5 separate regions of the Homo sapiens genome follow, and all the other regions are linked to region 1. The links are chromatin loops, found by intact Hi-C in ENCODE. Cell type or tissue: mammary epithelial cell. All regions are shown on one strand.

The links. Hi-C counts contacts between places; a loop is a spot of excess contacts. Peaks named below come from ENCODE experiments on the same cell type or tissue, not always from the same donor. Only the 100,000 strongest peaks of a DNase experiment are listed, where the experiment ranks them.
Region 2: a loop joins it to region 1, with 13 times the contacts of the local background. A loop is called at or near these places in 12 of 110 quality-filtered maps.
Region 3: it touches region 1 in a loop (7-fold over the local background); 15 of 110 quality-filtered maps call a loop at or near these places.
Region 4: it touches region 1 in a loop (11-fold over the local background); 13 of 110 quality-filtered maps call a loop at or near these places.
Region 5: a loop joins it to region 1, with 10 times the contacts of the local background. A loop is called at or near these places in 9 of 110 quality-filtered maps.

The regions. Positions count from the first base shown.
Region 1 is chrX:131,790,248-131,795,247 of GRCh38, reverse strand. It overlaps FIRRE (firre intergenic repeating RNA element), which reads left to right. Exons shown (of 10, transcript NR_152876.1): 3 at 782-951. Among named protein-coding and RNA genes, the nearest start is that of FIRRE, 38 kb to the left of the region's middle. RefSeq lists enhancers at 1,873-2,167, 2,560-2,929. In mammary epithelial cell, CTCF peaks have their summits at 2,017 and 2,688; DNase peaks (open chromatin) are centred at 2,007 and 2,687; H3K4me3 peaks cover 1,434 bases; H3K27ac peaks cover 1,333 bases.
Region 2 is chrX:131,702,237-131,707,236 of GRCh38, reverse strand. The region is part of intron 9 of FIRRE (firre intergenic repeating RNA element); the gene reads left to right. Among named protein-coding and RNA genes, the nearest start is that of FIRRE, 130 kb to the left of the region's middle. RefSeq lists an enhancer at 2,789-3,028. In mammary epithelial cell, CTCF peaks have their summits at 2,191 and 2,857; DNase peaks (open chromatin) are centred at 2,176 and 2,936; H3K4me3 peaks cover 1,125 bases; H3K27ac peaks cover 493 bases.
Region 3 is chrX:131,738,235-131,743,234 of GRCh38, reverse strand. All of the region lies in intron 8 of FIRRE (firre intergenic repeating RNA element), which reads left to right. Among named protein-coding and RNA genes, the nearest start is that of FIRRE, 90 kb to the left of the region's middle. RefSeq lists an enhancer at 1,929-2,178. In mammary epithelial cell, no CTCF peak of the experiment used is centred here; DNase peaks (open chromatin) are centred at 1,314 and 2,024.
Region 4 is chrX:131,708,885-131,713,884 of GRCh38, reverse strand. It overlaps FIRRE (firre intergenic repeating RNA element), which reads left to right. Exons shown (of 10, transcript NR_152876.1): 9 at 2,165-2,234. Among named protein-coding and RNA genes, the nearest start is that of FIRRE, 120 kb to the left of the region's middle. RefSeq lists an enhancer at 2,630-2,924. In mammary epithelial cell, a CTCF peak has its summit at 2,757; a DNase peak (open chromatin) is centred at 2,744; H3K4me3 peaks cover 211 bases.
Region 5 is chrX:131,726,912-131,731,911 of GRCh38, reverse strand. The region is part of intron 8 of FIRRE (firre intergenic repeating RNA element); the gene reads left to right. Among named protein-coding and RNA genes, the nearest start is that of FIRRE, 100 kb to the left of the region's middle. RefSeq lists enhancers at 2,646-2,705, 2,806-2,955, 3,146-3,435. In mammary epithelial cell, CTCF peaks have their summits at 2,438 and 3,080; DNase peaks (open chromatin) are centred at 2,401 and 3,121; H3K4me3 peaks cover 1,351 bases; H3K27ac peaks cover 981 bases.

The DNA of each region.
Region 1 (5,000 bases):
TTCTTTAAACAGGGCTACTGTATCTGAAAATATTGTAAATAAGCAGATCTAATTTCGAGAAATGCCAAAAACAGGAAGGCACTCTTAAAAACAACCTGGCATCCCACAAAATATTTAAGAATAATCTTTAAGAATATTTAACAAGTTTGCAAATGTTTAAGCTACAATAAATGTAGAGAACATATTTGAACACTGGACATACAAATATATGGGAACTTTAAATAGAGAAGTTCTTATATGACCAATAGAAGACGTGAATGTGTGATAAAACCATTTTAAAAGTCATTTCCTATTGGGATTGAGAGACCACTTATTTATGATATTTATACACCTATCTGTGTACACATGTTTACTAACCATAGTAGTGATTAGTCATGGTAGTGATTAGTCATGGTAATCATTTCAGTTACCATGATCTGTGCCTATATCCGTATGTATGTGTGTATGTACTTATTTATACAAAACAAGATGTTAAGGAGAATTTGTACATGCATTTAATGCAAGCAAATACTTTCCCTTCAAAACTTTGTCAGAATACACATCTGGTCTGATCCAAACCACAATGTACAGATTAATCCAATTTTAATATAGATTTATTTTTTGTGTGAACAAAATATAGTAGGCGTATGTATCTATACATTGAAAAGTATGGAAGAAAATAACCCAAAATGTTATCAGTTGTCTTAACAGATTTTATGATGGTGTTATTCTTCTTGATGTACACAAGATTATTTTTGAACTATATGGCAAACATCATTCTTTTTTAATTTTTTTTTTTTAGAGACTAAGGTGTCAGTATGTTCTTCAAGCTGCTCTGCTCCTGGGCCCAAGCTATTCTCCTGCCTCAGCCTTCCAAGAAGCTGAAACTACAAGAACACAAGACTGTACCTGGCTTGCAAACACCATTGCTAATAAGAAGATATTGTAAGACTGATACCTAAGAGATAAGAGGTAACACACACACACACACATGCAGGCACACACACACACACACACTCAAGTCACAAGAAGAAGCTGAAAAATATTTAATGGCATAGGAACATGTGGAAATATAAATTATTCACTGTTAAACAGAGGACAATTTTTAAAACTGTGTAACTATCTTTTTTTTTTTTTTTTTTTTTTGAGACAGAGTCTCACTCATTCTGTCGCCCAGGCTGGAGTGCAGTGGCGTGATCTCAGCTCACTGCAACCTCCACCTCCCGGATTCAAGCGATTCTCCTGCCTCAGCCTCCTGAGTAGCTGGGACTACAGGTATGGGCCACCACACCTGGCTCATCTTTGTATTTTTAGTAGAGACAGGGTTTCACCATGTTGGCCGGGCTGGTCTCAAACTCCTGATCTCAAGTGATCCACCGGCCTCGGCCTCCCAAAGTGTTGGGATTACAGGCGTGAGCCACTGCATCTGCCCCAAAACTGTGTAACTTCTAATGGGAGTTTATACAGATGTAAGTATATGTATCATGCCCTGTGGAACAATGTATTACATACAATGATGTGCGCTGTCTTGGCCTTCTCTTCCTACTTCTACCAAACACTTTCTGACAATTCATCACATAAACTGAGAAAATGGAGGAGGACTCCCTGGTTGTCTGGGGAGGGGAATAGGTCAAAGATCACCTAGACTTGTGAATTGGTGGCTCATGATGATCTCCAGGCTTCTGACCATTTATTATCGCTTTTCTTCTCTGATCGGTCTAATTTCCGGCCTGAGACAGACATTTTGATACCATGTGAAAGTACTGAGCCAACCCACATAGACTAAGTCTGGAAAACATTTAATTTCTTGAAAGAACAAGATTCCTGATGAGGATGGGTCGTTTAGGCTTTGACTTGATTTCACATGGAAAAGAAAAGCAAAAGTACAGGAATTTGCACAGGTTGCCCCAAACTGTGCAAAATGCAAGGCAGCCATGTCTCCTGGCGCATTTGTCTCTGGGTGGCGTTTTTTCAGACAGGAAGGGCGGGAGAAGACTGCTCCAAGACAGGGCGTCCTTGAAAATCTGAAGCACTACTGCCACCGTGAGGAAATCGTTTAAAGACAGAATAGGCTATTACAGCGTCCTTCCCGGGAAGCCTCGCTGTGGGGGAAAGTCTGGTCTGTGAGGAGGTGGAAGAGGATTGGGCTCCAGACTAGGTCTTGTTGCCTTCTCCTCTAAGGCCTGAAGAGAGAACTGGAATTTGGCGGTATCTTGGTGTAGAACCTGGAGATTGAGGGGCTTGGAGTGAAGCAGCAGCTGCCAGGAGGTCCTGGTACAGGAAGTCGTGGGTCGGGGCCTCAGTTCCTCCTGGTGTGGGCAGGACAGCAGAAACCCTCTCAAAGACACATGTAGGCTCTTATGGGCATCTCTTTGCTGTTCCTGCCCCTTGGAGCAAGAGTCAGAAGTTTTCCACGAGCTGTCATCTTGCTATGGATCTTTGGGTCTCTGGTAGCATGAGTGTTGCGCACAATTAACAGGGTTATTCCAAGGGAAGTTTACAGGATTTGCTATTAGAACCTTCACACTCCAGGTTCTATAGCAAGATACCGCCAATGTCCAGGTCTTTTTTAAAGCCTTAGAGGAGTAGGCGAGGCCTCCCAGCATAGAGGCCAAGCCTCTTCCACCTCTTACCAGACCAGACCTGTCCCAACAGGTAGCCCACACTAGAACTCTGTAATGGCGTAGGGTTTCGTTAAACGACATCCTCACGATGGCAGTAGTGCTCCAAATATGCTAAGTAGTCTGGTCTTGGCGCCCTCTACTCCCGCCCTTCCTGTATGAAAAAACGCCACGCATCCACAAAGGCGCCACCAAACATGGCTGCCTTGCATTTAGCCCAGTTTGGGGCCAGCTGGTCTTACCGCTGCACTTTTGCTTTTGTTTTCCACTTGAAATCAAACAAGGCCCGCCTTCATTAAGAATCTTGTGCTTTCAGAAATTAAATATCCTCCTGTCCAAGACTTTGAGGGTGCGATTTATTTCACAGAGTTAAGGGGCCAGTACACTTCATGGTATAAAATTATCTTTTTCAGGGGATGAAGGCACAAGGAGAAAATTACTTGAAACTTGGAGATCTTCTCTGGCAAGCAATTTACAAATTCTGGTGTTCTTTGATCTGGCTCCCCGCCCAGACAACCAGGGAGTTCTTCATGTTCTAGCCTCATGTGTTGCACTATAGGCAGTAATTTGGCATCAGCCATAGAGGAGGGATCCGATAGTTGTCATTGCTGCCCGCCACATATACTCCACATGGAATGATACTCATAATGCATATGTTCAATTCCTGTCGAGGTTACACAGAGTTATATCTCATGGTCGCATCATTTAACACCAAAATAACAACATTCCCATGTGTTACATATACTTCAAGTATTTCCTGAGACTTTACACGGTGCCTACGTGGGGAATGGATGGGTGCGTTATGTTTCTCCCTTGGAGCAAGAGTTAGCAGGCTTTCAGGCAGTGTCACTCTGCTGTGAGGCATGAGTCATTTGTTGCAGCAATGTGAGAACACCAAGGACAGACCAATTCCAGGTGGGATGTAGCAGGAGCAAGTAAGTTTTCTGAGGGTCTCAAGGGCACCCAATTGTCTGAAGACTAGAAGGGCATAAAGAGAAATTGAACCACTGAGCTAATCAAGGAAGAGTTACATCTTCTTCTAGTGGACTGTTGTACATAAACACATAAACCAAAAACAGTGAAAGGGACTGAAAATCAATCTACATTTTAATAGTATTTGTTGGAGATGGCATTACCCGTGATCTCACTTCACGTTATCATGTATGACTATTGTGGCAGGTATGTTTTCAAGAAGCATGATTGTTTCTACGAATTCAAAAACAGGTGGCGAAAGTGACATCAATGAAAAGTATGCATTAGGGAACTTCTGTAGTCCCTCTCTCTGGAAAGGCAACTCAAAACAATCAAGAATCTATCATTAGAAGATCATTTTCTCAACACGATATATGGGGCATTTATAAAAAATCTACAGGTAGTATTATACTCAAGAGTGAAAGACTGAAAGCTTTCCTCCCAAGATCATGAACAAGGCAAGAATGCACACTTTTGCCCTTTTCTTGTACACTTAAAATTCTAGTCAGGGTCATCAGACAATGAAGATATATAAAAGGCATCCAAGTTGAAAAGAAAAAAAAGAAAAAAAAAATGGAAATTATCTCTCTTCATAAAGATGATGATATTATAAAAATGCTTTAAACTGCAGAAAAACCATATTAGAGCTAATGAACAATATTCAGCAAGCCCCACAGGATAGAACATTAAATCGTAAAAATCAGTTATAGTTGTGTACACTAGCAATGAACAATCTGAAAATTGAATTAAGAAAGCAATTCCATTTATAATAGCATCAAAATAAATCATATTTTAAGGAGAATATTTCACTAAACAGATGAAAGACTTGTACATTGAAAAATCACAAAATATTGGAGAAGAACTTAAAGATTACCTGGATTTTTAAAAAGGACATCCTGTGGGTAATGAGTTAGAAGACTAAATATTTATAATATGGCAATACTAGCCATAGAGATCTACAGATTTAATGTAATCCTAATTATTATTCCCATGAGCATTTATTTTTGGGAAAAAGAAAGAGCAAATTCTAAAGATCCTATTAAATTGCAAGAGATCTGAGTAACCAAACTTTGAGTAAGAAAAACCAAGGTGGAAGACACACTTCTAGATTTCAAAATTTACTAGAAAATCTAGAGTAATCAAAGCAGGCTGATGATCAAATAAGAATACACACAGTGATTAATGGAAGAGATGAAGAGTCTGAAAATAAACCCAGACATTGTGGTCAATTGACTTTTCACAAAGTTATCAAGTTCATTTAATGAGACGTGAATAGACTCCTTAAGAAATAGTGCTTAGACAACTGGTTATCCACATGCAAAAGGATGAAGTTAGACCTCTACCTCACATCATGTGCAAAAATTAACTTGAAATGTATCAAATGTCTAAAGGTAAGAGCTAAAGCTATAAAACCTTCAGGGAAACTAT
Region 2 (5,000 bases), 88 kb after region 1:
GGTAAGGAAATCACACCTAGCTGAATCCCAGTGGTAGTGACAGGAGGTTGATTGGTTTCTTCTGCAAGGGAGGATAGTGTGGAGGGGCAATGAGCCTATCATTCCCATTTAGGTTGGATACATGTCATTCATCTGCACCAGGTAATCCCTTTAGTCCTCACAAAATCTTAATTGCATTCTATGTCCTCATAAGCAGCCATTCCCTGTGTCTGATTTAGTGAGAAAAGTAAATTATTGAACCTTGAGGATTAAACCCTTCCACACGGTAAATGACAAAGTAAAGTATATTTTACTCTACTTCTAAAATGTGATAACCTTAAACCAAATATATAATCATGTATGTGTTCTAGAGAGCCAATATGCACATTGTGATGTATCTGTAAAAATTCAAACAAAAAATAGTGTCTACTTTTCTAAAGCAATGTTTTCGAGGGCATAGTTTAAGATTTACCTTTGTTTATAATGAAGGCTTAAAATGTTGACATATAATATTGATGACATTCAAATTAATTCATGCTCCTCAAACCTTTGTTAACATACATACTTGGTCTGATTCAATCCACAATGTACAATGTAATCCAGTTTTTTTGTTTTGTTTTGTTTTGTTTTTGAGACAAAGTTTCCCTCTGTCGCCCAGGCTGGAGTGCAGTGGCATGATCTTGGCTCACTGCACCCTCTGCCTCCCAGGTTCAAGTGATTGTCCTGCCCCAGCCTCCTGAGTAGCTGGGATTACAGGTGCCCGCTAAGTTTTGTATTTTTAGTAGAGATGAAGTTTCACTGTGTTGGCCGGGTTGATCACGAACTCCTGACCTCAGGTGATCCGCCCACCTTGGCCTCCCAAAGTGCTGGGATTACAGGTGTGAGCCACCGTGCCCAGCCTATAATCCAGTTTTAATACAGATTTATTTTTTACATGAAATCAAGAATGTATATATATATTGAAAGATATACACAGAAATGATCCAAAAGGTTAGTTGCCTTGACACGTTGTATGGTAGTGTTTTTCTTCTTTAGTAGTATGTGGATTTTTCCGAATCTTTGGCAGCCATTATTTTTTAATTAATTAGTGGGAGAATACTGTAAACATTATACCTAAAAGACAAATTATAAAATGCAGACAGACACACACACACACATACACACACACACACCATAAAGTCTCAGGAAATACCTGAAGAATATGTAATGGCATGGGAACATGCTGTGTTTTGATGTTAGATGATGAGACCCCGAGATGAAACACTGAGTAACCTGGACAGGAATTGAACATATGTACTATGAGTATCTTGCCATGCGGAACATATTTGACATGCAGTAATGACAGCTATCTGGTCCCTTCTCTATGATTCATGCATGCCACATTGTTGCCTACAATGCAACACATGAGCTACAACATGAAGAACTCCCTGGTTGTCTGGGAGGGGAGCCAGAACAGAGACCACCAGGATTTGTAAATTGTTTGCCAGCGAAAATCTCTAAGCTTCTAGCAACTTTCTCCTTTTTGTGCCCTCATCCATTGAATTTATCCCCTGAAGGAGACAGTTTGATGCCTTGGAAAGTACTGGACATATAATTCTGTAACGTAAATCATACCCATATAGACTAGATCAAGAAGACATTTAATTTCTGAAATAATAAGATTCTTGACGAGGGTGCATGGTTTAGAGTTTGGTTTGATTTCAAACGGAAGACAAAAGCAAGGCCAGGTGGGGTGGCTCACGTCTGTAATCACAGCACTTTGGGAGGCCGAGGCAGGCGGATCACCTGAGGTCAGGAGTTCGTGATCAACCTGGCTAACATGGTGAAACCTCGTCTCTACTACAAATACAAAAATTAGCTCGACTTGGGTGCGGTGCCTGTAATCACAGTTACTTGGGAGGCTGAGGCAGGAGGATTGCTTGAACCCGGGAGGCAGAGGTTGCAGTGAGCTGAGATCGTGCCACTGCACTCCACCCTGGGCGACAGAGCGAGACTCCGTCTCAAAAGAAAAACAAAAACAAAAGCAAAAACAAAACAAAAGCAAAAGTGCAGCAGTAAGACCAGGTGGACCCAAAGAAGGCAAAATACAAGGCACCCATGTTTGGTGGCGCCTTTGTCTATGGGTGGCGTTTTTTCACACAAGAAGAGCGGGAGTAGAGTCCTCCAAGGTGAGGTTTATTGGCATATCTGGAGCTCTACTGCCATCGTGAGGATATCGTTTAACGAAACCCTACGCCATTAAAGAGTTCTAGTGAGGACTACCTGTTGGGGCAGGTGTGGTCTGGTAAAAGGTGGAAGAGGGTTCGCCTCCATGCTGGGAGTCCTTGCTTAGTCTCGTTTGAGGCTTTAAAAGAGACCTGGACATTGGCGGTACCTTGGTATAGAACCTGGAGAGTGAAGGTTCTAAGAGCAAATCCTGTAAACCTCCCCTGGAAGAACGTTGTTTATTGTGCGCGGATACTGATGCCACAAGAGAGCCAAAGACCCGTAGTAAGATAATACCATGTGAAAACCTACTGACTTTTGCTCCAAGGGGCAGGAACAGGAGACAGATGCCCACAAGAGCCTGCATTTGTCTTTGAGCGGGTTCCTGCAGTCCTGCCCAGAGGAGGAACCGAGGCCCCGCCCCACGACTTTCTGTGCCAGGACCGCCCGGCAGGGGCTGGTTCATTCTAAGTCCTCACTCTCCAGGTTCTACACCAAGATACCGCCAATGTCCAGGTCTATCTTAAGGTCTTAGAGGAGAAGGCAAGAAGACCTAGCTTGGAGCCCCACGCCTCTTCCTCCTTCCCACAGATCAGAATTTCCCCAACAGAGAGAAAAATACTGTTCTCCAGAATTCGAGAACAGTGTAATGGCGTAGGGTTTCATGAAACTTCATCCTCACGATGGCAGTAGTGCTCCAGAAACGCCAAGAAGCCGTGTCTAGATCCCTCTTCTCCCGCCCCTCGTGTCTGAAAAAACTCCGGCAAACATGGCTGCCTTATGTTTTGTCCAGTTTGGGGGCAACCTTGCCTTACTACTCAACTTCCGCTTTTGTTTTCCATGTGAATCAAACTGAGACCTAAAACCACTCACCCTCATCAGGAATATTGTTATTTCAGAAATTTAATTGACACCTGACTTTGTCTATGGAGTTCTGCTTTCATTATATGCAATCTGTGCAGTTCTGCTCAACATTCTATATCCAGTACTTTCCCATAGTATCAGATTTTCTACCTGAAAGGATAAGTGTGAAGTCTCCAAGCTTAAGAGAGAGAATAAAATGCTAGAAGTTCAAGACTTAGAGAAAGGCCTCTCTAGCCACCCTATTTTCCTTTGAGACTCTCAAGATAGTCTGCATTTATTTTCAGTCCTACACTAATACTTGTTTGGGAGTTACTCCTGTTCCAGGAACGAAGCCCGGCCCGCTGCATTTTCTAGAGGCCTAGTACGGAAAAGCAGGCAAACTAGGAAACACAGGAATTTATTGCTGTAACTGGATACAGGAAGAACGCTGGAGATAATTCCACCAGACCAACTCAAAGTGTTACAATTTTCTTAGTGCTTATATAGGTTGGGGTTATGTGCCTACTGCAATATAGCATTCGCCTATGTCTATTGGTAACTAAATTTGCTTCAACTAGAATGTCAGAGGCAAAAAAAATGCTTGCTAAGTCCAATTAAAAGGGCCCCAGTACCTTCAAAGCCTGTCTACTGTGGTACCGGAATGATTATTTCTATCTTATCTCCTTTACAGCTTGGTCCGGAGAGCTGCCTTGGACTCTCCAATGCAGCTGCCTCTGTTACCTTGACTCGTCTCAGATTTCATTGACCCAAGATGGGTCCTGGCACTAGGAATGTAAGACTGTCTCCATTCTTTTGGCTTGTTCCAGAGAAGCCCATGCAAGGTTCCTACTGACCATATGTTTCTTTCTTTTCTTTTGTTTTTTGAGACGGAGTTTCGCTGTTGTTGCCCAGGCTGGAGTGCAATGGCGCGATCTCCGCTCACTGCAACATCCGCCTCCCGGACTCAAGCGATTCTCCTGCCTCAGCCTCCCGAGTAGCTGGGATTACAGGCATGCGCCACCACGCCCGGCTAATTTTGTATTTCTAGTAGAGTTAGAGTTTCTCCATATTGGTCAGGCTGGTTTCGAACTCCTGGCCTCAGGTGATCTGCCCTCCTTGGCCTCCCAAAGCGCTGGGATTATAGGCGTGAGCCACCGCCCCCGGCCTTGACCATATGTTTTATTTCTAGCTTTGATGTCTGGGCATCGATTTCCCTCGGTTAAACTATTTGCTCAATGTTAAGGCCACTCTGTAGAAATTTGTCTGTGTAACTGAGGTGCTATGCAGGCCTGCCTGTGTGACTGTCATGCAGGCCTGTCTGTGTGATTGTCAGGGAGAATTGGTCTGCCACAATCCTTTTCTAAGCATAGCCAATAGAGGTAGTTAGGCATAATTTGTATATTACAGAAATTGCCTTACAGAGAGTAACACATTTCTATACTCTCCTTCCATAACAGACACTTAAAAAAACAAAAAAAGTAATGTATGCTTGCTGTGGACCTCATTTAAGATTGCAACAGAAGCACTTTTCAATACTATTAAACAGCTTTTTACTTTCCATATTTTAAGCTTTTTAATTTATTATTTATTTTCTTAATTTTCTATTTTTAATTTTTTGATACATTATATTTGTATATATTTAAGGGTACATGTGAAATTTTGTTACATGCATACAATGTGTAATAATCAATTCATGATATTTAAGTTACCTATCAACAAAGTATTTATCATTTCTATGTGTTGGGTACATTTCAAGTCCTTTCTTCCAGCTATTTTAAAACTACAGAAAAGTGTTGATTATAGTCACCTTACTCTTCTATCAAAGTTTAGAACTTATTTTTTCTAACTGTATGTTTCTACGCATTAACCAACTCTCTTCAGCCCCACTGCCCTCCCGCAAATACACCCTTTCCTGTCTCTGGTATCTATCATTCCACGCTCCACCTCCATGCCAACAAGTATTTTAGCTCCTA
Region 3 (5,000 bases), 52 kb after region 1:
GGTCTTTCCAGAATACTACAAGAGTACTTGATATCATAATAAAACACTATAGATATGATGCTGAGTGAGTAAGAGTAGAAATGGGAAGACTTGGTTGTGCAGAAACTAAGTTATTAAAAGGAGGAGATGCTTGATGAGGGTGAGTGGATTACATCTCAGTTTAATATCCAATGGAAACTAAAAGCAAATTGCTGAGTGTAATATGTTTACAAAAATTGAGCAAAATGTTGGGGAGCCATAGTTTCTGGTGTCTTTGTCTCTTCATGGCCTTTTTTTAGAAACATGTAGTGATGTATCTGTAAAAATTCCACAAAAAACTGATAGTGTCTACTTTACTAAAGTAATATTCCTGAGGCCCTATGTTAAGATTTACCTTTATTTATATTGAAGGTGTGAAATGTTGAGATATAAGACTTAGTACTGGGCCGGGTGGGGTGGCTCACACCTGTAATCCCAGCACTTTGGGAGGCTGAGGCCAGCGGATCACGAGGTCGGGATTTCGAGACCAGCCTGACCAACATGGTGAAACTCCATGGGCGTGGTGGTGCACGCCTGTAATCCCAGCTGCTCAGGAGGCTGAGGCAGGAGAATCCCTTGAACCCGGGATGCAGACCTTGCAGTGAGCGGAGATCCCACCACTGCACGCCAGCCTGGGCGACAGAGCGAGACTCTATCTCAAAAAAAAAAAAAAAAAAAAAAAAAAAAGAGTTAGTACTGGTGACATTCTAATAAAATCACGATCCTCAAATGTTTGTTAAAATACACACTCGGGGTGGGTGGGCGCGGTGGCTCACACCTGTAATCCCAGCACTTTGGGAGACCAAGGCGGGCGGATCACGAGGTCAAGAGATCGAGACCTTCCTGGCTAACACGGTGAAACGCCGTCTCTACTAAAAAGTACAAAAAATTAGCAGGGCGTGGTGGCGGGCGCCTGTAGACCCAGCTAGGCGGGAGGCTGAGGCAGGAGAATGGCGTGAACCCGGGAGGCGGAGCTTGCAGTGAGCAGAGATACACCACTGCACTCCAGCCTGGGCGACAGAGCGGAGACTCCGTCTCAAAAAAAAAAAAAAAAATACACTTGGTGTGATCCAAATCACAGTGTACACAGTAATCCACTTTTAACACAGATCAAGATTCCTGATGAGGGCGGGTGGTTTAGGCCTTGGTTTCATTTGAACTGGAAACCAAAAGAAAAAGCTCAGCAGTAAGACTAGCTGGCTGCAAACTGGGCTAAATGTAAGGCACCCATTCTGCAGGGCCTTTGTCTATAGGTGGCGTTTTTTCAGACAGGAGGGGCGGGAAAAGAGGGCTCTGGAACAGTGCTTCGTCCCATACCTGAAGCACTACTGCCATCGCGAGGATGTTGTTTAACAAATCCCTACGCCATTACGGTGTTCTCCTGAGGACTACTTGTTGGGGAAGTTCTCTGTGGGGAGGTGGAAAAGGCTTGCTCCATGCTGGGAGTCCTAGCCTTCTCGTCTAAGGCCTTAAAGGACACCAGGACTTTGGCGGTGTCTTGGTATAGAACCTGGAGTGTGAAGGTTCTAATACCAAATCCTGTAAACTTCCCTGGAATAAACCTGTTGTTTGTGCGCGGTACTGGTGCTACCAGAGACCCAAAGACCCGTAGCAAGATGCTAGTTCGAGAAAGCCTGCTGACTCTTGCTCCAAGGGACAGGAAGAAGAGACAGATGCCCACAAGAGCCTCCATGTGTGTTTGAATGGGTGCCTTCAGTCCTGCCCACACTTGGAGGAACCGAGGCCCCGCCCTACGTCTTCCTGTGCCAGGATCGCCTGGCAGCTGCTGGTTCACTACAAGCCCCTCACTCTCCTGGTTCTACACCAAGCTACTACCAATGTTAAGGCCTCTCTTCAGGTCTTAGAGGAGAAAGCTAGAAGACCTAGCCTGGAGCCCAAGCGTCTGCCACCTCCCACAGTTCAGACTTCCCCCCACAGCAAGTCTTTCTGGGAAGGACGCTGTAATGGCGTATTGTGTCTTCAAAGGATTTCCTCACGGTGGCAGTCGTGCTTCACATTATTAAGGAATCCCTATCTTGGAGCCCTTTACTCCCGCCCTTCCCGTCTGAAAAAACGCCACCCAGAGACAAAGATGCCACCCAATATGGCTACCTGGAGATTTGTCCAGTTTGGTGCAACCTGGTCTTACTGTTGAATTTTTACTTTTTTTTTTTTTCCATCTGAAAGCAAAATGAGGCCTAAACCACCCATGCTTCTCAAGAATCCTGTTGTTTCAGAAATTAAATATACTCCTCACTGAAGCTATCTGGGTATGATTTACCTCACACAGTTACAAGGCCTGGAAGTTCCATGGTATCAAATTGTCTCCTTCAGGTGATACATTGGATGGATGAAGGTACAAAAACAAAGAAAGATATCTAAGAGATAGATATCTAAGAGACAGATATCAAAGAGATAGAAAACCAATTCATGAAGTTTGAAGCGCTAAGTGAAAGAAGCAGTACTGAAGCAGGAGATGTAAAAGAAAAAAAAAAGGGAGAGAAAAGCTGGTTCTCTGTGCTGGGCTGACTCACTCCAAGGCCCAGCGATAAGTAGGGCTCTGTCAGGACTTTGATAGCACTATCAGCAGAGTGGGGGCCGAGAAGGAGTGGGCTCTAGAAGCAGGGATAAGAAAAACAAGTTATTTGGCCAGGCACGGTGGCTCACACCTGTAACCCCAGCACTTTGGGAGGCCGAGGTGGGAGGATCACCTGAGATCAGGAGTTCAAGACCAGCCTGGCCAACATGGTGAAACCCCGTCTCTACTAAAAATACAAAAATTAGCCAGGCATGTTGGCAGGCAGCTGTAATCCCAGCTACTTGGAAGGCTGAGACAGGAGAATCACTTGAACCCGGGAGGAGGAGGTTGCAGTGAACCGAGATCACACCATTGCACTCCAGCCTGGGGGACAAGAGCAAGACTTCATCTAAAAAAAAAAAAGAAAGAAAAACAAGTTCTTTTTATCAGTTTCCCCTTTGAAATTCTTTCCCCATACCATTATTCTTTGTTCTGCTCTCACAACTATTTTTGTAACTGTTTCTGCAAGCTTGTAAGGATTTTGTAAGTTCCTGTTTTCCAGCTGTGCAGTTATGGCAAAGGTCACAAGACATGCCTGAACTGTAAAACCTGTCACTGTTTGATAAACTGCCTTTGTTCTGCTGTAAGCTTGCTTACCGGCCTTACAGGTTTTGGGCCCTTTTCAGATATATGTATAAAAGTCAAGCCCTCTCTTGGTTTGGGGCTCAGCCTTTGGATGTTAATCTGCTGAGTCGGTGACCACCTAGTAAAATCCTCCTGTTCCACCCATTGGTCTCTCTGGTCTCCTGGTTCCCACAACAAGATGAACAAGGCCACTTGTTGTGATGATCAGTAGTGAGGGAAATCAGATGAGTGTTTGCCAGGGGCTGGGCAGAGAGTGGAATGGGGAATGACTAACTAATGGGTCCAGGATTTTCTTTTGTGGTAGTGAAAATGATTTGCCACTACATAGTGGTAATGCTTGCACTGCATTGTGAGTGTCCTAAATGCCATTGAAATTAATACATTTTAATGGTTAATTTTATGTTATATGAAGTTTACAAACTCAGTTTTTAAAAGTGCCAATACTTTTAAAGCTATCATTATTTCCATGAATTATTAATTATATTTGAAAAGTACTCCAGTTATCAGTGAAACAAACTTGTTTTAACAGCTATAGTACATGGTGGCCAGTCAAGGTGCCTCGTGCCTGTAATCCTAGCACTTTGGGAGTCCAAGATGGGAGGATCGCTTGAGACCAGTGGTTCGAGATCAGCCTGGTCAACAGAGTGAAACCCCATATCTAAAATGAAAAATACAAAAAAAAAAAAATAAACAACAACAAGAAGTTATACTACAGGGGAATTTGAACATTAGTTTATAAAAGTCCATATTATGTATATATAGGGAACAGATCATAGTACCTAGCACAGACCTTTAAAAAGTGATTATTTCTTCTTACTATGTTTGACCTACCACAAGTTTTCTACTTTATAATTTCTTACAGTTCTTCTAGAGTAAAATATAAAAAATTTCAAGCACTCAAAAGTATGTATTGATGTAGATATATTCAAAGAATATAAGGTGATGCTGAATATGTATATGTATATATACACACATATATATATACACATATATGTATATACACACACATATGTATATACACACACACACACACACATATATATATATATATATACACACAGATATGCATATATATATATTTTAGACAGCATCTTACTCTGTTGCCCAGGGTGGAGTGTAGAGGCATGATCATGGCTCACTGCAACATCAGCCTCCCTGGGCTGAGGTGATCCTCCCATTTCCGCCTCCTACGTAGCTAGGGCTTCCATTGTAGGTCACCATGCCTGGCTATTTTTTGTATTTTTTGAAGAGACGGGGTCTCTCTACATTGTCAGGGCTGGACTTGAACTCCTAGGCTCAAGCTATGCACCTGCCTAGGCCTCCCAAAGTGCTAGAATTACAGTTGTGAGCCACCATGCCCGGCCAATGCCATATCTTTTTAATCGTGGTAGGTGTTATAGTGAGTATATGTTTGAAGATGATATTTTTGACCAGTAAATTCATATCTTTAATTCATCGTTATATAAACAGAGACACTAATGAAGCACTCTAGCTCCATGTGAGTTGTGTGAATGCATCCATCTTACAGTTTTCTTAGGTTACACATCTAGGTGACTGGAATGTGAGAGATGCCTATTTCAACTACCATTTATTGAATTTTGTTATCCTTCTTTTGAAATTTCTTTTTTGTGTGTGTGAGATGGAGTCTCGCTCTGTCACCAGGCTAGAGTGCAGTGGCTCAATCTCAGCTCACTGCAACCTCTGCCTCCTGGATTCAAGTGATTCTCCTGCCTCAGCCCCCCGAGTAGATGGGACTATAGGCATGCACCACCATGCCTGGCTAATTTTTTTGTATTTTTAGTAGAGACGGGGTTTCACC
Region 4 (5,000 bases), 81 kb after region 1:
TTCAGCCACCTTTTTAAGAGGAAATTGTTGGGCAGGTGGGGAAGAACTAGTCGCGGAACTAAACTGTAAGCTGGACCGGGTGTGAGGAGGGGAGGTGGTAGAAGGATTATAGGGTGGAAGAGCGGAGGCAGAGGAAGAATTGGGACCTAGCTCGGCCTGGCGAGGAGGGGAGAGGTCAGATGGGTCTGTAGAAAAGGAAGATTAGAAAGACTCAGTGACGCTTGGGGTTGGGACTGAGGGAACAGGTGGGAGGGAAAGAAGGAAGATTTGGGACTAGTTACACTGGGAACAGAGACTAGGAAGGGACCGATGTGTAAAAGAATGCCTGGACGTCAGGCACCTCAGACCGTTTGCCTATTTTACGGCAAGAATTATTTAGATCTTGTAGGATGGAGAAATCGAAAGTGCCGTTTTCTGGCCATTTAGAACCACTGTCGAGTTTGTATTGGGGTCAAGCGGCATTGTGGAAGAAAATAAGGCATTTAGGTTTTAGGTCAGGCAAGAGTTGAAGAGGTTTTATGTTCTTAAGAACACAGGCTAAGGGAGAAGAAGGAGGAATGGAGGGTGGAAGGTTGCCTATAGTGAAGGAGGCAAGTTTAAAGAAAAGGGAGAGTAGAGACACGTAGGGAAGTGGTTCGGGGGTTCTTAACCTCCAGAAAAGCGGGAAAGGGGTTGAGGCGCAGAGATATGAGGTCGGGGCATGGAAATAAGGGATCAGGGCACAGAGATATAAGAGGTTGGGGTGCAGAAATAAGGGATCGGGGTGCAGAGATATAAGAGGTCGGAGCATGGAAAGAAGGGATCGGGGCACAGAGATACAAGGTTGGGGTACTTGCCCCTCCCCCAGAAAAGTGGGACTTGCTGCTAAGAGTGAAGGAGAAGGGGTTGGAGGTTTCTTGCCACCCAGAAAGGCGGAGAAGGGGTAGAGACACGGAGAGAAGGGGTTGGGGTACTTGCCCCTCCCCTAGAAAAGCGGGACTTGCCGCTAAGGGTGAAAGACCAAGGCAGGTGTCCTTGAGTGGTCTGACACCTCTGAAACCTGGGTGAATAATCAGAGAGGTGTCCCTGCAATGATTAAACACTAATGGAAGGCTGCCTTCCCTAGTCCATGACCGGCGCTGGAGTTTTGGGTCCATGGATAAAACGTGTCTCCTTTGTCTCTACCAGAAAATGAAAGGAATTGAAATTAAGAGAAGGGAGAGATTAAAGTGTGGCACCAAGATTGAAAGGAGAAAGAGGTTGAGGGATAGTGAGGGAGGTTGGAGAAGTGAGTAAAAAGAGGCCGCTTACCCGATTTAAAATTGGTGAGATGTTCCTTGGGCTAGTTGGTCTGAGGACCTGAGGTTGTAAGTGGATCTTTTTCATGGAGCAAAGAGCAGGAGGACAAGGGATTGATATCCCAAGGGAGGTCCCCTGATCCGAGTCATGGCACAAAATTTCATGCACGTCCGTGTGAAGAGACCACTAAACAGGCTTTGTGTGAGCAACATGGCTGTTTATTTCACCTGGGCGCAGGCGGGCTGAGTCTGAAAAGAGAGTCAGGGAAGGGAGATAAAGGTGGGGCTGTTTTATAGGATTTGGGTAGATAAAGGAAAATTATAGTCAAAGGGGAGTTGTTCTCTGGCGGGCAGAGTCGGGGTCACAAGGTGCTCCAAGGTGCTCAGTAGGGGAGCTTTTTGAGCCAGGATGAGCCAAGAAAAGGAATTTCACAAGACAATGTCATCAGTTAAGGCAGGAACAGGCCATTTTCACTTCTTTTGTGGTGGAATGTCATCAGTTAAGGCAGGAACCGGCCATCTGGATGTGTACGTGCAGGTCACAGGGGATATGATGGCTTAGCTTGGGCTCAGAGGCCTGACAGAGGGTCAGGACAAGAACCACATGGCCTGGTGCTTAGCTTTGCTATTCTCCAAGACCTTAGGGGTAAACATTTGTTGTTGCTTTTTTGTTTGTTTGTTTCCGTAGGCATGGATCCCTGAGGTCTGTCCCTAATATTACAAGACAATTCGATATCACAATAAAACCCTTCAGATATGATGCTGAGTGAAAAAGCAGAAAGGGAAAGACTTGGTTGTGCGGATACTGAGTTCTTTTTCTTTTCTTTTCTTTTTTTCTTTCTTTTTCTTTTCTTTTTTTTGAGCCCGACTCTTATTCTGTCACCCAGGCTGGAGTGCACTGGAGCAATCCTGGCTGGCCAATACTGAGTTCTTGAAAACAGGAGATGCTTGATGAGGGTGAGTGGATTAGATCTCAGTTTAATATCCGATGGGGCCAGACGCGGTGGCTCACACCTGTAATCCCAGAACTTTGGGAGGCCGAAGTGGGTGGATCACCTGAGGTCAGGAGTTCACGACCATCCTGGTCAACATGGTGAAACCCGTCTCTACTAAAAATACAAAAACTAGCCGGGCGTGGTGGTGCGTCCCTGTAATCCCAGCTACTTGGGAGGCTGAGGCAGGAGAGTTACTTGAACCCGGGCGGCGGAAGTTTCCGTGAGCCAAGACTGAGCCACTGCACTTCAGCCTGGGCAACAAGTGCGAAACTCCGTCTGTGAAAAGAAAAAACAAAAACAAAAAAAACAATGGAAGCCAAAAGCAAAATGCCAAGAGTGGAATACATTTATGCAAGTTGAGCAAAAATGTTAGATAGTTTTAGTTTCTGTTGTCTTTGTCCCTTCATGGCATTTTTTTCAAACGTGATGGGCGGGAGAGGAGCGCCTAGCGCTACTTGGCTTTTCTGGGACAATACTGCCATCATGCGGAAGTAGTTTCATAGCATCCGAAGCCGTGAGCATTTCCTCCACGTAAACCCTAGCCGTCGCGGAAGGAAAAGCCAGTGGAGGCTGAACAGGCCCAAGACACAAGTTGGCATTCCTACCCTTTTCTCTGAGGCCTGGCACAATCAATGGACAAATGCAAAGTCTTAGTGAAGTATCTGGTGAGTGAGGGACCAGGACTGAGCTAGCTGCTTCCAGGAAGCAAGAATGTAATGGAAAGCCTAAGCAATTATCTAAGCCCACAAGCCAGGATTATCTGTGACTTTATAAGTTCATGGGAATGTCTTTTCTCATACTAGGACACTGATGGTAATCTCAGTTCTCTCAAGGAGGGCAGATAGGTGGCTCTTTTCCGTTGGACATTCCCTGAGAATGATGGCATTTTTTAGTCCTGAGGAAACCAGTATTTATCTCATTCTAGCGAGCGTTCTGTGTACCAGCTTCAAAGCTAGTTCTTCATGAAGATATCCACCCTTAGGTGTGGAGACCTCCAGATACTCCATGACTCATAATTGAAAAATCAACAAGGGTGGCTAAAATTGTATGGGTGACTTGTTCCCCATGACATTCTTTTTCATTGTTTGTTATCTCAGTATCTGAATCTTTTAAAAAAGGATGTAATATTAGTCTGGTACTGTAGTGTGACCTTCCAGTGCTTCAAGATCTTCTTCAGGTAGGACTTCTCCTGGCCTCTGAAGATTCAGGCAGGCATTCCAGGGTAAGGGACCTGGCTTTTGTGACATCCTTGACTGTACCTAGCTCTCCCTCAAGCTGGTTAGAGTTGATTGATGGTCTGTAGACATAGATGCTATTGGCATTCAGGAATGTTTTAAAGATTCGGCCAGGCCCGGTGGCTCATGCCTGCAATCCTAGCAGTTTGGGAGGCTGAGGCAGGTGGATTGCTTGAGCTCAGGAGTTTGAGACCAGCTTGGGTAACATGGTGAAGCTCTGTCTGTATAAAAATCCCCACAAAATTAGCTGGGCACGGTAGTGCCTGCCCATAATCCCAGCTACTTAGGAGGCTAAGCTGGGGGGATTGCTTGAGCCCTGCAGGTCAAGGTTGCAGTGGGCAACAGTGCACTTCTTCCTGGGAGACAAAGTGAAACCCTGTCTCAAAACAAAACAAAACAAAACAAAAATAGAAGTGTCTTAACGACCCTCTGGGAAGCATTTCTCAATGACCCCCATTCCTGGAAATGACAAAATGACATCTAGACTCCCCACGCTGTTTCACCTAACGTAGACTTAGATATCTGCTAGATCAAGGGTCTCCAGTTCCTGGGCCACGGACCTGTACTGTTCTGTGGTCTCTTAGGAACTGGGCTGCATAGCAGGAGGTGAGCGTGGAGCAGGCAAAGTTTCACTGATATTTAAAGCCACTCCCCATCGTTTGCATTACCGCCTGAGTTCCACCTCTTGTCAGCATTGGCAACATTAGAGTCTCATAGGAGCATGAATCCTATTGTGAACTGTTCATGCAAGGATCTAGGTTGGGCTATCCTTATGAAAATCTAATGCCTGATGATCTGTCACTGTCTCTCATGACCCCCAGATGGGATCATCTAGTTGCAGGAAAACAAGGCTCAGGGTGCCTACTGATTCTACATTATGGTGAGTTGTATAATTATTTCATTATATATTACAGTGTAATAACAATAGAAATAAAGTGCATGATTAATGTAGTGAGCTTGAATCTAACTGAAACCATCCCCAACCTTGGACTGTGCAAAATTTATCTTCCACAAAACCGATCCCTGATGCTAAAAAGGCTGGGGACTGCTAAACTACCTCCTGGAGAAATAGCTTGGTCTGACCATTTTTGTGGAAGAGAGCAGCCCTACATATGAGACAGTGTCCCATATCTGAAGCAGTTATAGTAGGTCGCTAGTCAGATATGAGCAGGGCAGGAGAGGGCTCTTGCCGACCCACTGGGAATGTCAGCTGACCATCAGGCGGTAGTCAAACAGTTGTCACACTGCCTCTCTAAAATAATAATGTTTTAAGTTAGGTAGAAAAATCTGAAGGTTTGAACACTTATGGAAGGCTTGTGACAAATTAATTGTAAATGAAATTCTGTGTGTGAACATATTAGCTAAAGTTAAAGGGGTACTATTTAATTTTTCCATAAATTGAACATTGGAATAAAAGTACAACAGAGTTGGCTGGGCATGGTGGCTCACACCTGTAATCCTAGCACTTTGGGAGGCTGAGGCAGGTGGATCAC
Region 5 (5,000 bases), 63 kb after region 1:
TTATTGTGGTGTTTGACTGTATATATAGAACTTTTTATCTGAGTGTTGAAAAAATGAGAGGAAATATGGAAACAATGATCATTGTTTAATACAGTTTTATGACATTGCTTTTCTCTTGATCAGCACATGGTTATTTTTAACTTCTTTGCAAATTCCATGTCTTTGTTACTAATGAGAAAATATAGGACTGATTCCCAACTGAAAAACAATAAGACACATACACAAGAAAGTCATAGGGCACAGTCCTAAGTGACAGCCATTTAATGACACTGGAAAATATTTCTAATTCAGTGTTAAATAATGAAACTATGAGACAAAATCCTGTGATCAATCTGATTAGTATTTACAGTCATTCCTGTGTTTGTGTCTATTCAAGTAGGGCTGTGTGTGTCTTGTCAGGCTTGAGAGCTATCCGTACCCTTATGTTAGTGCCCCACTAAATAGCATCCTCCCCCTCAATGTATAAGGCCTACTGACTAGATTAGAACATGGAGTAAAATTCCCGGGGAACCTGAGTAGGGAATCAGGACAAGAACCACGTGGCCTGGTGCCTAGATTTGCTCTTCTCCAAGCCTTTAGAGGTGAGCTTTTTTTTTTCTTCTCTCCTTAGGCATGGAAACCTAAGGTCTCTCCCCATTACTACAAGACTATTTGATATCACAATAAAATACTGCAGATATGATGCAGAGTGAAAAAGAGTAGAAATGGGAAGATTTGGTTGTGCAGAAACTGAGTTCTTAAAAAGATGAGATGCTTGATGAGGGTGCATGGATTACATCTCAGGTTAATATCCAATGGAAACCAAAAGCAAATGGTTAAGAGTGGAAATTGTTTACACAAATTGAGCAAAATGTTAGGTAGCCATAATTTCTGATGTCTTTGTCTCTTCATGAACTTTTTTTTAGAAATGTGTAGTGATGTAGCTGTAAAAAATCAAAGAGCTGATATTGTCTACTTTACTAAAGTAATTTTCCTGAGGCTGTATGTTAAGATTTACCTTTATTTATATTGAAGGCATGAAATGTTGACATATAAGACTTAGTACTGGTGACATTTGAATTAATTCATGCATCTGAAAGTTTCATTAAAATACACATTTGGTCTGATCCAAACCACTATGTACACAGTAATCCACTTTTTACACAGATTTATTTTTTTGCATGAAGTTAATGTATGCACATTTTGAAAGATGCATGGAAATAATCCATAAGTTCATGAGTTACCTTGACAAGTTGTATGGTAGCGGTTTTCTGTGTTAATACATGGATTTTTCTTAATCTTTGTCAAGCATTATTCTTTAATTTACTAGTTGGAGAATACTGTAATCCTTATACTTAAAAGACCAATTATAAAACTCTCAGAGACACACACAAACACGAACACAAACACACACCCCATAAAGTCTCAGGGAATACTTGAAGAATATGTAATGGCACGGGCACATGCTGTGTTTTGATGTTAAATGATGAGACCATGAGATGAAACCCTGAGCCACCTTGATATGAATTGAACATATGTTCTATGAGTATCATGGCATTTGGAGTATATATGGCATGCAGTAAGGAGCGTCACCTGGTTTCTCCTCTAATGGCTCATGCCAAATTGTTGCCTATGATGTACCACATAAGGCTCTTAGAATAGGAAGAATTCCCTGGATGCCTGACAGGGGAGCCAGGGCGAAGACCTCTGGGATTTTTAAATTTTTTGCTGGAGTTCTTTTCCAAGCTTTCAAGCTTTTAGCCCTTTTCTCTCTCTCTCTCTTTTTTTTTTTTTGAGACACTCTCACTCTGTTGCCCAGGCTGGAGTGCAATAGTGCGCTCTCCGCTTACTGCAACCTTCCCCTCCCAGGTTCAAGTGATTCTCCTGCCTCCTCCTCTGGAGTAGCTGGGATTACAGGCCTGTGCCACCACGCCCGGCTAATTTTTGTATTTTTAGTAGAGACAGGGTTTTGCCATGCTGGCCATAATGGTCTCGAACTCCTGACCTCGGGTGATCCGCCAGCTTCGGCCTCCCAAAGTGCTGGGATTAAAGGCGTGAGCCACCGCGCCCGGCTCCTTTTCTCTTTTTTGTGAGTTCATCCACTGAATGTATTCCCTGAAGGAGACAGTTTGATGCCTCGGAAATTACTGGACCTGTAACTCTGAAGTAAATCAAACCCACACAGAGTAGGTCAGGAGGATATTTAATTTCTGGAAGAACTGGATTCCTGATGAGGACCGGTGCTTTAGGCCTCGGTTTGATTTCAAGTGGAAAACAAAATGAAAAAGTGCAGCAGTAAGACTAGCAGGCTCCACACTGGGCAAATAGAAGGCATCCATGTTTGGTTGCGCCTTTGTCTATGAGTCGCGTTTTTTCAGACAGGAAGGGCAGGAGAAGGGGGCGGTGCTCCAAGACAGGGCTTTCTGGCATATCTGATGCACTACCGCCATCGCGAGGATGTCATTTAACGGATCCCTACGCCATTACATGGGTCGTCTTGTGAGGACTACCTGTTGGGGAAGGTCTGGTCTGTGGGGAGGTGGAAGAGGCTTGGGCTCCATGCTCAGAGTCCCTGCCTTCTCGTCTAAGGCCTTAAAAGAGACGTGGACATTGGCGGTACCTTGCTGTAGAACCTGGAGAGTGAAGGTTCTAACAGCAAATCCTGTAAACTTCCCTTGGAATAACTGTGTTCCTTGTGAGCGATATTGATGCTACCAGAAACCCCAAGACCCATAGCAAGATGCTAGCAAGTGAAAGCCTGCTGACTCTTGCTCCAAAGGGCAGGTAGAAGAGACAGATGCCCACAAGAGCCTCTATGTGTGTTTGACTGGTTCCCTACTGTCCTCCCCACACCGGAGGAACCAAGTTTCCGCTCCACGACTTCCTGTGCCAGTACCTCCTGGCAGCTGCTGGTTCACTCCAAACCCCGCACTCTCCAGATTCTACACCAAGATACCGCCAATGTCCCTGTCTCTTTTCAGGCCTTAGAGGAAAAGGCAGGAAGACATAGCCTGGGGGCCTACAGATCAGCCTTTCCCCCACAGGGAGGCTTTCCGAGAAGGACGCCATGATGGCGTATTCCGTCTTTAAACGATTTCCTCACGGTGGCAGTAGGGTTCCACATTTTCAATCAAGCCCTGTCTTGGAGCCCTTTTCTCCCGCCCTTTCTGTTTGAAAAAACGCCTTCCAGAGATAAAGGCGCCACTGAACATGGATTACTGGAGATTTGTCCAGTTGGGTGCAACTTGGGTTTGTGACCCGTAGAGGGTCAGGATTGCAAGTTGTCCAGGTTCTTGGCGTTTTGAACAAATAATTGCATAAAATGCCCAGCAAAGCAAAGCAAGAATGAAGTAACAAAAGAATGAAAGCAAGGGTTTACTGAAAACGAAAGTACACTCCACACTGTGGGAGATGGCCTCAGCAGAGGCTCAAGGGCCTGGATACAGAATCTTCTTTGGTTCAAATACCCCCTAGAAGTTTCCCATTGGCCACCTCATGTAAGTGGAGTGGTCGCCCGAAATAAATCTGATTGGTTGCAGAAAGGAGACAACCAGAGGCTAAACTGAAGTTACAAAGGTCACACTCCTGTGCAAATATCTGATTGGTTGCAAAAAGCAACCAATCAGAGGCTAGGGTGAAGTTAACAAAGTTATACTTGTATGCAAACGAAGACTAGGCCAGAAGTCAGCCTAATTTGTTGCCACAGCCAATTTTCCATCTGTAGTGCAGAAAAGGTCAAAGGGAGTAGCCTCTGGTCCTTTTGTTACTTAGGCGTTGAAAGTGAGGGTTTTCCTTTCAATTTAGTTCTAGGAAGTCAGCGTAAAACAGCCTTAGGTCCCCTGCCTCCAGGCCCTATTCTCCTGCCTCATCTCCCCGCTGAGAGACTTGATCCCCATAAATCTTTATGTGAGGCAGAGGGACTGAAGAGCTTTCTTCTGTAACTGCTTCATGCCGACCTGGGGCATAGTCCCTACCTATTGGAAATCACGGAACTCTCGCCATGCTCTATCTCGTGGAGGCAGGGTAGCTTCTTGATGGCCAGGGGTGGTGTCTTCACCTGGAACTGGCTGGAACCGTGGTTGCATGATCATCTGAAGCTTGATGATTATCTAGGCGAGAGGAAATGAATTTGGCTAAAAGATTTAATGGGAACTTCAGGGGGTTGATACCTATGCTGTCAGAAATGTTTTTTATAGAGATATGCAGGAGAAAAAAAACAAAACCTGGTCTCTTGTAGAATCTATGCGTTTCCCTAAAGTTTTAGCACGAGCGACTCCATTTTGGTTTGGTTTGGTTTGGTTTGTAGGGGCCTAGTGCATGAGCTCAGTCCAAAACAATGGCCTCCCATAATTTTCTTTAAAAAATTCCCCTTTATTCAGGTTTTCACTTGAGTGAGAGTGGGACCAAAACTTAGGGCCTTAGTGCCACTCTTGGTTACTATTATTTTGGGTTTTCATTCTCAGCACGTCAGGTATAGGTTACGGTGTCCTCATGGTTGCAGATTCTTTTGGCTCTTGTTATTCCAGTTGAAAAGAAACTATATTTCATTTTAGAGATGGCTGCATGCAAGCATTTAAAACCTTTGAGAGAACGCAGCACACCAGGGAGACTATTATTAGAGGATATACCAAGAATTTGGAGTATGCCCCTTACCCAAGATCTCCATAAACCAAACCTCCTAAAACCAAACAGATCAAAGAATGAGCTAGATAAAGAGTTTACTCACTTAATGAAGCAATTTCTTCATCAATTCCCGATCACTGAATTTTTTTTTTTTTTTTTTTTTTTTGAGATGGAGTCTCGCTCTGTCACCCAGGCTGGAGTGCAGCGGCGCGATCTCGGCTCACTGAAAGCTACGCCTCCCGGGTTCACGCCATTTTCCTGCCTCAGCCTCCCAAGTAGCTGGGCCTACAGGCGCCCGCCACCACACCCAGCTAATTTTTTGTATTTTTAGTAGAAACAGGGTTTCACCGTGTTAGCCAGGATGGTCTCAATCTCCTGATGTCATGATCTGCCTGCCT